Regions from separate parts of the Homo sapiens genome. Here region 2 is linked to region 1. Evidence: chromatin contacts called from ENCODE Hi-C or POLR2A ChIA-PET data. All regions are on one chromosome and are shown on one strand. Each heading gives the region's core, a stretch centred on a gene start or an enhancer-like site at or near the end of the contact. The rest is flanking DNA. Distances are from core to core; before and after follow the strand shown. Region 1 holds the start of SERPINB1 (serpin family B member 1). Region 2 holds the start of TUBB2B (tubulin beta 2B class IIb).

Region 1 (6,658 bases), core at 1,978-4,477:
GGGTGATCAGTAGCAGCTCGTTTGAAGAGCCAGAAAAAGTCTAAGTTCTACTTTCAGGAGCTGGAGGCAGGAGGAATAATTCAGGAATAATTCAAGGTGGAGGAGAATAAGGAAAAACGCTTAGGAGACTGACACTTCTCCATATTATTGTTGGATGAGATGGGCTAGGAAGACTCGGGGGCAGTAATGTGGCCGTGTCCACACATTTCTCCTAGACAAGAGGGATAAGAACAAGGCCGGCTTCTCAAGAAGAGCCCCTGTCTTAGTCTTTTCCTGCTGCTTTATCAAAACATCTTGTAAACACTAGACACCTATTTCTTACAGTTCTGGAGGCTGGGAAGTCCAAGGCTGGGAAGTTCGAGATCTGCAGGTGCAGACTCAGTGTCTGATGAGGGCATTTTCTTGCGGTGTTCTCATTTGGTGGGAAAGGCAGAAGGGACAAATGCTGTGTCCTCACCTGACAGAACAGATGTTTTATGGGCTGAATGTGTCTCCCCAAAATTCATATGTTGAAACTTTATCACCAATGTGATAGTATTAAGAGGTAGAGCCTTAAGAAGTGCTTAAGTCATGAGGGCAGAACCGTCATGGGTGGGATTTGGGCCCTTGAGGGAGTGCGTTCATCCCTTTCCATCCCTCCCACCGCCACGTGAAGATACAGTATATTTCCCCCTTGGATGCAGCAACAAGGTGCCATTTTGGAAGCAGAGAGCAGCCCACACCAGGCACCAAATATGTGGATGCCTTATTCTTGGACTTCCCAGCCTCCAGAACTGTGAGCAATACATTTCTGTTTTTAATAAATTGCCCAATCACAGGTATTTATAGCAGCACAAATGGACTATGACAGAAATTGATACTGAGAATGGGATGTTGCTATAACTAATACCTAAATATGTGGAAACAGCTTTGAAACTGAGTAATGGGTAGAGGCTGGAAGAATTTGGAGATGCATGCTGGAAAAAGCCTGTATAGACATAAACAGAGCTTTAAGGGAAATTAAGGGTGAGGGCTCAGAAGACAAGGAGAGCTGTAGGGAGAGCCTAAATCATCTTAGAGATTAATTAAGTGGTCTGGTCTTGATCAGAATGCGGTTAGAAGTATAGATGGTAAAGACACTTTTGATGAGATCTTAAAAGGAAACTGGAGGAAAGGTCATCCTTGTTACACAGTGGCAATGAACTTGGCTGAATTGTGTCTATGTCCTAGTGTTTTCTGAATGGCAGAACTTAAAGGCAATAAACTAGGATATTTGATGGAAGAAATCTCTGAGCAAAGCGTTGAGAGTGCAGCATGGCTTCTCTTGACTGCTTGTAGTAAAATGTGAGCAGAGAGAATGAATTAAAAACGAAGTTTATAATCAAGAGGGAAGCAGAGCTTAAAGTTTTGGAAAATTCTCAGCCTGGCCATGTAAAGAATGAAAAGGCATGTTTGGGAGGGAACACCAAGAGTGCTGCCAGGTTCACATTTGATAATGAGATGAGTATGTGTAGAAGGAAGCCAGATGCTATTTATCAAGACAATGGAAGAATGAACCCAAAGGCATTTCTGAGGTTACTGGTTCTGGATTCTCATCCCTGTCCCAGAGTGCCAGGACCCTGAGGGCAGAATAGTTTTAAGGGAGGACTCAGGACACCATGGAACCTTGGGGCTTGCTGCCTAGGGCTGCCTCAAGTCTCTGCCCCCCCACCCCCCACATTCTGGTGCAGCACTCTTTGGCCACCATCCCACGTGTGGCTTATGCAGGCCCTTGTCAGGCCACCCTTCCTGTAAGCCTTGGCAGAGTCCACGTGATGCTAACTCTGCAGGTGCACAGAGTGCATGAACTGTGGAGACACAGCCACCTCCACCTAGATTTTGAAGGATGTGTTGGGGACCCTGGGGGCCCAGTCTGAGAATTGTCACTGAGGTGAGGCTGCTGCAGAAAACCCTCACTAGGGCAATGTTTAGTGGAGCAGTGGGATTGGGGCCACTGCAGAGAGCCCCAAATAGAGTAATATCTAGTGGAGCTGTGGGAACAGGGCTGTCCCTGAGAACCCAGAACTGTCCAGCCACCAGCATGCAAGTCTATCCTGGGAGAGCCTAGACCTCAACCTGTGAGAGCTGCTGCATGGGTTGCACCTGGCAAATCCATGGGAGTGGATCCCCTGGACACTAGGGGACCCAGTCTCCACCCCCCTGTGCTCGGAATGGGGGACACAGCATCAAAGAAGATTATTCTGAAGCCCCAAGATTTAATGCTGTTTGCCTTGTTGGGTTTGGACTTACTTGGGACCAGATACTCCTTTCTTCTTGCCTGCTTCTCCCTTTGGGAATGGGAATGTACGTCCTATGCCTGTCTCATCACTGTATTTTGAAGGCCTGTAACCTATTTGATTTCACGGGCTCATAGCTGGAGGGGAATTTCACTTAGGATGAATTGTACTTTGAATCTTATGCCTTTCTAATTTAGAAGATATTTAGGTGAGACTTTGGACTTACATTTTAAAGTTGATACTGGAACTTTGGAGGCCACTGGGATACAATGCATGCATTTTGCATGTGAGAGGGGTATGAATTTGGAGGGCAGGGGCAGAATGCTATGCTTTGAATGTCTGTGTTCCCTGCAAAATTCATGCTGAAACAATCCTCAATGCAATACTAACAGGTGGTGCCTTTAGGAGGTGACTGGATTATGAGGGCACCTTCCTCATGAATGGGATTGGCCCCTTATACGAGAGACTTCACATGAGATTTGGCCCCTTTTGCCCTTCCACTTTCCACCATTGAGGACGCAGCAGCAAGCTGTCATCTTGGAAACAGAGAGCAGGTGTTTGGAACTGGTTCTGTTTCATCTGATTCTGGGGGCCCCTCTTTTTCCCTGTGCAAGATCCCCAAATTTGCTTCCTTCTCTCAAAGAAAGCTCCCAATATAGATGGGACTCAAAGGGAGTCATTTGCCCTCTAAGAGGTGTCACAATATGTCGTCTCAGTCATTCACACCTTAGTAAGAAAAAGCTTTTCAGGTCCTTGCCAGAGATTCGGGGAAAGGCTTTGAACTGAGAAAGAAGCCGCGCCCCTGAGGAGGGCGCTGCCCGGAAGCCACGCTCACTTCTGCTTGCACTTAGGCGACCTCGGGAGCTCGGACTCCTACGCAGTCACCGGGAAGGGCCGCCGCCCCGCCCGCGGCTGCTGGCCCGGGTGACGCTTCCGCCTGCTATAAGAGCAGCGGCCCTCGGTGCCTCCTTCCTGACCTCGCACCCAGCTCGGAGCCCGGAGCGTGCCTCGGCGGCCTGTCGGGTAAGGCCGGGCCTCGGAGCGGTGGCGCGGGGGCGGGCGCGGGGAGAGGCCAGGCTCCCTCGCTCAGCTTCCAGCCCGGCACCCCCCACCCCCCAGGCTCAGGCCCCTCAGACCCGCAGCTCCCTGCGCTCGCCCTCCCCGCCAGCTTCGCGCCCCCATCCCTTCCGGGCGCCCCGACGGAGACAGACGACCTCTGATCCCCCGCCCCCGCCTGGGTACAGGCCGGGCCAGCCCGCGAGGGAGGGAGGGAGGGAGGACGACAGATGCAGGCGGAAGGCAAGACTGAAACCTGAGATCAGAATGTTGTCCCTTCTCCCTGAATTCCCTTCCTCCCAGAGCTGTTTGTGACGGTTTCCAGGCAGCCCAGGGCCAGGCCGCGGCTCCTATCTGCAGCTGCAGGGAGAGAGAGGAGGAACCCCGTGCGATTCTAGAGACGATTTCACAACAAGGAGAAATCAGCTTTGTGCTTACATGCCGAGCAGCCAGCACGGTTCTTCTTTGCCTGTCCTCGGGGGAAATCAGGGCTCTGAGAGTGGAGATCGAGATGGGCTAGTGGGTGGCGGATGGGACGCTGCACGGCCAGACCCTGGACTGTGGTGGGTTTCCAAACTGGCACATCCTACACCGGCTCTGAGACTGTGGGCACTGGACCTCATACCTTTTGAACCTCAAAAATAAGGAAGAATTATATTATTATAATAATTACAGTGATACCTTTGCTGGAGTTTTAATGCATAGTAGGTAGCTGAGTCTCTGATAGAAGGCTCTTAGTTCAGGTGAAGGTAGGCAATGGATTCATTGCCCAATGAATCAGAGACTTGAATCAAAGGCTCAGAAGCACGTGCGCTCCCACACATAGGTTGGGAAGACCCAGGGCTGGGTGGGCCCTCCCACCCCACTAAAGCTGGGGTAGCTGGGGCCTGCCTTACCCCCGCCCCACCCCCAGACTCACCTGTCTGCAAGGTCAGAGCCCTTTAGGGCACCCTGGGTGCCCTAAAATCCCCTATAACTGCTGAGTCCTTGGCCAGAATGGTCCCACATTTGTGGGCCTGGGAAAGTGTTCTTGCCCTGCTGGAATAAAAAAGCGGGGAGAAAGTACAAGATCCAGGATGCCTCAGGGCGGTTGGCAGAAATTGAGGAAGCTTCTGGAGAAATAGTGCTGCCTAATCTGCTGGCGTGGGCAGTGGGCACCATGAGGACCCTGTTCTGTGTTGCAGTTTTCACCATGGAGCAGCTGAGCTCAGCAAACACCCGCTTCGCCTTGGACCTGTTCCTGGCGTTGAGTGAGAACAATCCGGCTGGAAACATCTTCATCTCTCCCTTCAGCATTTCATCTGCTATGGCCATGGTTTTTCTGGGGACCAGAGGTAACACGGCAGCACAGCTGTCCAAGGTCAGCAGAAACAAAAAAAAGGGTCTGCTTTCCTCCCATCTCCCTACGAATGGACAGTCTGCATGGAAAGGTTGTGCCTTTGAGCTCTTACCTTGTGTTTTCAGAACTGTATTTTTATGAGATCAGACTTTCAGAAAAGTCACACTTGTATGCAGGCTTCCATTCATCATCAGGTTTTTCCTAAGTACCTACCACGTACCAGGAACTGTTTTTCGTATTGCTGAGGAGACAGCAGTGAGCAAAGCTGACAAAAATCCCTGCAGGGCGAGGCTTCTGTTCCAGTGGATGAATCTGACAGCTTTCCTGAAAGGCATACTACATCCTCCTGAGCTAGCATCTTCCAGTTTTTGCTTTGCATATGATGATATGCAACTCATAAATATTGCCTGTTATATAACACTACTTTCAAGCATAATGAGAGGAATAAGACATAGGGAATGCATTATAGTGGAGATAGTGGCATTGCTTTTTTGCAAGGAAAAGAGAAAAAGTGACCCTGTGGTTCTGTAGTCCCAGGGTGCTGCGCATGGCTCAGTGGGCTGTGGCATAGCACGCCCTGCAGGGGAGGTGAGGGGGAGACCCGCAGCTTCAGGGGCGGGACCCAGCCCTTGGCGATGTGACAGGTCACTCTCATGCCCAGCCTTCCTTCTTGTCCATAATGGACATGGAGAGGACTTCTGTGCTTGGTACTCTTTAATTCTGAGAAGAGAACTCTAGCTCTCTCTCTCTAAGCTCAGCAGAAAGGAGTGGTAAAAGTGGAGGCTCTTCTAACATACCTGCCGCAAATTACACTGCACCTGTTCCTTGGCAAGGTGCAGCCTGGGATTCAAGTTCAAGGGGCTGCGAAACTTCTATTACTCATCACTTTAGATATGAAAGCATTTTAAATGTTTTTTTTAAATCCATTAAAAAAAAAAAACCTCTGTTACTAATTGTTAGTTGCTTCTTGCAGGGTTATATCAGTTCCTAGCTTGAGGTTTTCCAGGGACTTTAAAACCTCAGCAAAGAATAGTTTTAAGGACTCCTCCCCCATTTCCATTAAAGCAGATGGAGCATAGGCACAGTGCAAACATTCCATATCTCGGTGAGTAATGTGGACTTCGTACCCTATGCAATTTTGTTCTTTGTGTCTTAATCATAAAGGAACCAGCCTAGGTCTCATAAAACCACAAAGGGCCTCTTGATTTGTAACTGATACATGGGGAATTAAACTTTTGCCAGAATGTTAAGTTTAAGGAAGTTATTTTAAAATAAGTGAGTTACTGATGTTAATAGGGTAATAAAATTTTAAAAGCTTCAGTCTGTACTATCTTTGTGGTTCTGAATAGAGGATGAATCCTATTTTTACTGCTTATTTCTGAGAACTTTCAGTAAAATTATATTTGATACAGAATATAAATATGAACATACCATTTATTATTTTCTTTGGAAAAGGCAGACTTATATATAAATATTTAGTATCTTAACCACCCACATTTGTGGAACTGCAAGTGTAACAAAGAGTGATGTAAAAGCAATGTGTAAAGTTGTAAACATTCTGTCTCACGAAGCCATAAATTTTGGATTTCCTATTGTTTGTTCTGCAATGACAAATTAATAAAGTATTGGGTTTGGGATCATCAATAATTAGTAATAAAAACACATTAATTTAATGTGATAGAAGGAAACACCAAGGAATCACTTTATAGTTTCAAAATAAATGGTTGTAGAAAGAAGATTTTCTTTATTTTAGACTTTCCATTTCAACACGGTTGAAGAGGTTCATTCAAGATTCCAGAGTCTGAATGCTGATATCAACAAACGTGGAGCGTCTTATATTCTGAAACTTGCTAATAGATTATATGGAGAGAAAACTTACAATTTCCTTCCTGTAAGTACTTTGCCCTTCACATTCTAAAACCCCACTAGACAGTGCAGATATTTTCCAGCACAATCAAGTCATGGAGGTCAGTTTTAATATTTGTAAACTTTCAGAAAAACAATACAG
Region 2 (6,658 bases), core at 3,518-6,017, 390 kb before region 1:
CCAGGTCGATAGAAGCCCGGACGCTCAGCATCATGCAATATACCCTCGTAATAAACCCGCACATGGACTCCCTGAATCTAAAATTAAAATAGAAATTTTAAAAAAGAAGCAGGCTGGGCATGTGAAGCCCAAAGAACTCCGTTTGGAAACTGCACTGCTGTCTCTGCAGTGTGGCCACAGTGACTGCCCGCCCACCAAGCATCTAGAGCCCAGAGGCAGGGGTGTTGCTGCATGGATGTGTCCACCTGGATACGCACGTTTTCATTTCATTTAAATGGCAAACAAAGGTCTTGGGCAGATTTCGAAAAGCACTGGTGAGCTGCGGAGACATTTCCGAGCAGGAGCTGATGTGGAGGGTTTTCAGCGCCGGGTGAGGGTCCCGCAGCCACAGCGATGTTCTAGCCTCCGCCGCGGAACTCACAGAGGTTCCCCCGCCATAGCCTCCCGCGTGCGCTCCTGCGCTTCCACCAGACCTTATTTATAAGTCTGTTGATTTCGCAGGCCGCACCTTGCAAGGGGCACACGGTCCGTCTTATTATTTCATAATCACTTCTTCTCTTTTTGTTTTCCACCCGGCCTGGCTCTGTGTCTAGGACTCAGCGTGCATTCCCTGGGCTCGGCCTGCCCCGCCTGCCTAAGAATCCCACAAATCATTGACAGCGTGGGGGAGGGGAGATTGCCTGTAGCAGGGAAATGGCGCCCTAGAAAAGCCAGGATGCTACTCCCTCCGCCGATTTGTAGGACAAAGCAGGCAAAGCTCTCTCGTGGAAGCTCGGCTCTCTCAGTCCCGACCGAGGCCATTATAACTCAAATTCACAACCTCCGGGGATGCGAAAACACCCGGCCTTACTGAGGAACAAAGGGCAAGTGTTCCCGCACTGCGCTGCGTTCGTGGGCTCGGGGTTTTCGCTGCTGGTTCCAGCTTTTGGTTGCCCTGCTTGGCTGGTCCCTGCGGGGCCCACGGCTGCGGAAGGACAGGGCTCTGAGGCTGCCACCCCGCAGCCCCTGCGACTAAACAGTGCCGGGCAGCTCCGCCGGGGCCGCTGGCTTCCCAGGCGGAGGAGGGAAGGCCTGGGGGGAAGGGGGAGGGCAATGGAATAGAAACTGGGGAGCGACAAAGCTGAGAAGGCGCAGATCTTGGCGGATCCCGGGAGCTTCCTCCACTGTGTCCTTTCCGCAGTCACAGTATGGGGCTGCGACCGCTTCCTAGCCCCCATGCCCCGGGCATTTGGCTCTTTTACATAAATGCTAGGATTGGTAGCTTTCCAATATTTCTAAATGGAGAGCTATGAGAAGAGGTGATGTGTGTGTGTGTGTGTGTGTGTGTGTGTGTGCGTGTGTGTGTGTAAGGAAATAATGATGGATTTGCAGTCTCTTTCTTTCAACTCCTCTTCATTCATTGGCTAAGTGTCGGTTGCCTAGGAAACCGCGTGCATCTCGGCTGCAGAGCCAGCTATGGGGGCTGCGGGCTGGGTTTTTGGGGTTTTAAGCGGTGAATCCTGGCAAGCAGTGAAGAACCCTAATGCTAAATGTCTAGTAATTTCAATAAATGTGTCAAAAATATATGCTACATTATGAAAACAGTGCTTTAAAAATTTACTACTATATAAAGCCTCTTTTCTATCAGACTTCTTCAAACAATGACTGTGTGTGTAATAGAGAAATGCAAATTCACTTGAGGACATGCCGTTGAAAGTAATCTGAAAATTGTGAAAGCAAATATAATTTTAATAGTTTAAGGGATATCTTGCTCACCTCAGTCACGCAATAGATTACGTATAAAACAAATGTTGAATTGTATTTTATGCAGCAATATTTCTACAATTGTCTCTGGAAGGGAAAATTTTTAAATGTTAGTACATCATCAAGACTAACATTAAGAGATCATGAAATATGTTGCCCCGAAATCTTCGTGCCTGATATACGATGACCTAGATTGAGACGCATTGCATATAATGAATAGACAGAAATGCTGGGGACCCAACTGAAAACGACTTTTTTTTTCTTTGAAAGCCGGGTACCAGTCTCTTTATGCGAGCTACATGGATTAAGAATGATTTTTTTGTTTAAGGGTTATCAGATAAACTGAAAGACTTCAGGGAAAGGTGTGGCTGTTGTCAACATTTTAACACAAAATCGGCTCCTTGTGAAAATAAAAATGTGCAGCATCACAATTCCAGTGGGGGTGGGGGTGGGGGTGCGATGTAGACCGGTTAACAAGACTGGCTGCCCGGAAGGGGCAGGGGTGTGGGGACAATTCGAGCAAAATGCTTGAAAGGAAAGCAGATCTTGGGCCAAAAGTGTCCCCAAGGGCACTCTGGGCTTTCAGAAGGATGATTTCCAGCCTCATCCTATCCCAAACCAACCCCTTTAAAAGAAACCTGAGAGGAAAGGGTCTTTTCATCTATCTATATGATCTTGAACACGCGTTTTCACCCGGGCACTGAATGGAGATTTGGCTCGGAAACAGAAGCTGAGAAATGAATTGGTTAGATGAAGGAGGCAGGCGGCCAGCTCAAGTTACTCAGCATGGAGCTGAGCGGCCCCCAACCCCACCCCCCAGCGCTGAGCATCAGGGTTGCTCCTGGGAGCTCGCAGCGAGGGGGTGACCGCTCCGAGTGTGTCTACACTCGCCGCGCGGGTGCCGCCCTAGCTCTGTTCCTTCCGGCGCAGCTTGGTCCCACCAGAGCCGCCACCTCGAGGCTGACACCTGCCACAGCCCTTTTGGCCGAGATGCGGTCACTTTCCCTGAGGTCTGGTGTGCCCAAAAGACGAGATTCCAGTCCGAGCCCTGTCCTCAACTTGCTGTATGACCTTGGGAATTGCTAGCCCTCGACGTTTCGGCATCTGCAGGATCTGGATTAGAAACTCGGAGGTCAGGCCCCGAGACCTTGGTACCGGGAGAGCAGGGCATGTGGACAGACCCTCCGCTGCTCTCTGCCTCTCGGTAGACCCCACCCTCACCCGGGCACGCCGGCCGGGTCTGGAATACCGGCCGGCGAGCTCCAGTCTGGGCGCCCTGGATGTTTGGGGGCGCCTGGGCTTTTGTTCTCGCTACTTCTCTTTGTACATTGGAATCGACTTGAACCCCCCACCCTCCACCCCACAGCGGGAAAGGGAGGCGATGACAGCTTGCTGATAGTTCTGGGAGGGTCTCGCTCAACAGCTGCAGGCTGAGCTCCGCCGCGTGCGCCCGGGTCATTCGGCCTTTCTCGCCAGGGGATGAAAGAGGTCACGTCACCTCGCCAACGGCCCTTCCGAAGTGTGGGGCGGCGCGCTTCAGTCATCGAATTGCAGGGAACAGGTTGTGCAGTGAACGTTTCTGACACCCTTTCCCCTCCCGCCCTCAAACGCACGCAGGATTAGTCTCTCTCTCTCTCTCTTTCTCTCTCTCTCTCACACACACACACACACACGCGCGCGCGAAAAGTAACAAAGAGACCAGTTCCTGCCTCAGTACCTAGAGACTGCGGATCTGAAGGGAGGGTCTGTGCTCCAAGTCTGTGCACGCGCTCGTGCGAGTGCGCGTGGGTCTTGGGTCGTCTCGCGCGCGCTGGGCTGCAGTTTTTAGTCGTATTCCCCACCCTTCAACCGCAGCACGAAGCCTCGGACCTCCAGGTCGCCGCGATGGAAGATAAGAAAGTTTGTTACTCGGGCTTGGGCCACCCTTGGAACCCACCCTCTTACTTGACAATAGATGAACTGAATCCGAGGGCGGGGTGGGGGGGTGGGGCGCCTGTCGTGTGGTTTTAAATACTGGGTTACACAGCGTATCCCACGTTTCTGAGAGCCCTTTGTTCCGCCGACAGCCCCGCCCCCGGGACCCCACCCTCTTTCTGCCCTCCGGACGGTCAGTGCAGCGCCACCGGCCACTCCCACTCCATCACTAGCGAGCAACAAAAGTCAACCCCCGGGGCAGAGGGCTCCTGGGTACCAGCAGGGGCGTTATGCACTCCCGGAGAGGGTCGGGCAGGGCTGAGGGGCTCCGAGGTCGCTTCACCCCTAGATGCTGCGGCGCAGTGAGAGGAGCTACCAGCCCAAGACAGACAAAGGAGAAAGCAGGCCCACGCTGGGGCGGGGGCGGAGGCCGCGCTGGTGTTCATGGGCCGCAGGTGTCCCGGTTGCCATCAAGCACGACTTCCTTCTGGGGCCACCTGTCCTCCCCCAGGCCTCTGTGAGACGGAGCGCCGCCTGGGCAGTCGCTGGCCTCCAGGGTTGAGGAAAAAGACGGTGGTCTCACCAGGGGCAGTTGGCTGGAGGGACTCTGGCCAGTGGCCGAGTAGGAGCCGCAGTCCGAGGTGGCGGAGCAGCCTGTGCCACCTCAGCCCTCCCACCTGCCGGCACTGGAGCACCTGACGGCTTCTCCACATGCTCCAGTCCTCCATCGTTCCCATCCGGTGCCAGCTCTGCCCCCACCCCGGTCAGGACGCGCTGGTGGCCCTCGCCTCGCCGCCCTCTCACCCTCCTTTTCTTCACTGTTCCCCCATATCCCCATACCCAGACCCCCACCACAGCCCCAGACAATGCGCACGCCCCCACCATACTCCCGGTAGCCCCCACCCCTCTCCCGGTCGGCACGCCCGCTCTGATTGGCCGCGGGCCGGTGGTCCAGCCCCCCGGACGGTCCCTAGGGCTCGGAGCATTACGTCAGCCGGGCCTGGAGAGCGCCAGCGCGAAGGGGACTGGGGGGCTCGGGCTGGGGGCGCGGCCTGTGCCGGCCGCCCCACCCTCCTTGCATAAAAGCCGGAGCCCGCGGGGCCGGCGCTCTCAGCCCGTCGGTTCCCGAGCGCCTTCCCGGTGACCCCGCAGTGGGTGTGTGAGGGGAGGACGGACAGACCCAGACGCCGCCGGACCAGGAGGACGCTGACGAGGCACCATGCGTGAGATCGTGCACATCCAGGCGGGCCAGTGCGGCAACCAGATCGGCGCCAAGGTGGGCGCGCCGCAGCGGAGGGGGTCCAATGGGGGCGCGAACCTGGGCCGAGAGCCCCTCGGGGTCCCCAGGCGCGGTCCTGGGAAGGCCTGGGGATCGCCAAATGCAGACCTTCCTGGCCGCTTTGTGCCGCCGAGTGTGGCCTGGGCTAGGAGGTGACTTTCGCGGACGGAGGGGGCACCTCTCTTTCTTTCTGCTGTAACTCATTTGGAGTCCCCGTCACCCCCTCGGCCTCCCTCCGCGCTGGCTGCTTGGCAGGCACGCGTGCCTGGAGAAGACGAGGGTGTGTCCGCGAGGCTGTGCGCGGCGCTCCGCGCGAGGGGCTGGGACACCAGGAGGATTAATTGTACTCGCTTGAACCGGAGTCGAGCTGCCGGGGGAGGGGAGGAGAGCGATTGTCTTGCGGTCTCAGGACGTGCTTTGAATCTAAAACCGCGGTCCTTTAGCTCCTTTGCGTTCCTCTTTCCCCGCCCACCCGCTCCTGGCGGGCTGCAGTCCCTGTGCCCTCGCCTCCTGCCGCAGCCTGGGGCTGCGACCAGTGCGCCAAGCTCCGCCACTGCCCGGCTTTGGCTGGTCCTTACCCCCTCGACCCCTACCTCCCCCCGCGAGCGGCAGCTGTTTGCCTGGGAAACGCCCAGTTTCAACTTTCTGAACCTGCAAAATACAAGCCCCGCGGCTGTGCCCGGGTCACGACGCCCTTTAAAGCTTCAAGCTCCTGAAATGTTGGGTTGTCGGAACTGAGTCGGGGACATTTCATTGTGAGCCTTGGCGTTTCTGGGGGCATCGTTCATGGCTAAATGCAGCCTTTCTGTCTCAGTTTTGGGAGGTCATCAGTGATGAGCATGGGATTGACCCCACTGGCAGTTACCATGGAGACAGTGATTTGCAGCTGGAGAGAATCAATGTTTACTACAATGAAGCCACTGGTAATCACCCTTGCCCCACCCCCACTCCCTTCAGTTTTTCCACCTTCTCCCCTTTCCCTTGCGTGGGACCCCAGGGGTGTGGCCCTGGGAGAGGGTGGACTATTCAGTTTAGGATCCCCGCTCTTTCCCTGCAGTATTTCATTGGGCTTCCTTATGCCAACAGAGCCCTTTGAGAACCTGATGGTGGGTCTCCCTTTGTTTGGGGCAACATCTGCATGATGGCAGCAGGCGCCAAGCCCTTCTCTGCAGAGGTCCTTGCCTGAGGGTCTAAGTCACTGTTGTTCCTTGCAGGTAACAAATATGTTCCTCGGGCCATCCTCGTGGATCTGGAGCCAGGCACGATGGATTCGGTTAGGTCTGGACCATTCGGCCAGATCTTCAGACCAGACAATTTCGTGTTTGGTGAGTGCCTGGTGTGGCTGAGAGCATGAGGGATTCATTTTACGCTGGGCAGTGGAGGCTGAAGAGGTGTGATTGCCAGAGGGAAAGCATGAAGAACATCCGCGGTGTGCCAACTTAGCTTTAATATAGTGTAAAATTGTTTGCCTTTCAGCTGCTAAGAGCTTGGTGTCCTGGCCTTCCTTATTTATAATTATATTCATGAACAAATATTTTAACGTTTGGCCATTTTGGTGATAATCTGAAATAGTCTTATCTGAGCATTGACTCACTGATCTATATTGAGGGGTTTGAGGTAAGGTATTTAGTACAATCACCGGTGACTTAAGATTTCTCTTTCCCTCTGGCAGGCCAGAGTGGAGCCGGGAATAACTGGGCCAAGGGCCACTACACAGAGGGA

The links. A loop is a pair of places that touch in the nucleus more often than their neighbours do. ChIA-PET counts read pairs that join two places held with the same protein, here RNA polymerase II (POLR2A). Pooled maps may share reads with other maps.
Region 2: a loop to region 1 is called in a pooled map, with 2.1 times the contacts of the local background. The contact joins the promoter of TUBB2B here to the promoter of SERPINB1 in region 1. A Hi-C loop is called at or near these places in 2 of 50 pooled maps. POLR2A ChIA-PET finds 5 or more read pairs at or near these places in 2 of 52 experiments (Caco-2 and K562).

What each region holds. Positions count from the first base shown.
Region 1 is chr6:2,838,432-2,845,089 of GRCh38, reverse strand. SERPINB1 (serpin family B member 1) reads left to right here and starts at 3,227. Exons shown (of 7, transcript NM_030666.4): 1 at 3,227-3,278; 2 at 4,496-4,671; 3 at 6,404-6,541. The coding sequence starts at 4,504. RefSeq lists a silencer at 3,283-3,332.
Region 2 is chr6:3,225,762-3,232,419 of GRCh38, reverse strand. TUBB2B (tubulin beta 2B class IIb) reads left to right here and starts at 4,767. Exons shown (of 4, transcript NM_178012.5): 1 at 4,767-4,933; 2 at 5,751-5,859; 3 at 6,151-6,261; 4 at 6,609-6,658. The coding sequence starts at 4,877. It overlaps LOC100422781 (a long non-coding RNA gene), which reads right to left and starts at 1,017. Exons shown (of 2, transcript NR_147505.1): 1 at 258-1,017. RefSeq lists enhancers at 1-620, 2,613-3,169, 4,465-5,123, 5,124-5,784 and a silencer at 4,571-4,860.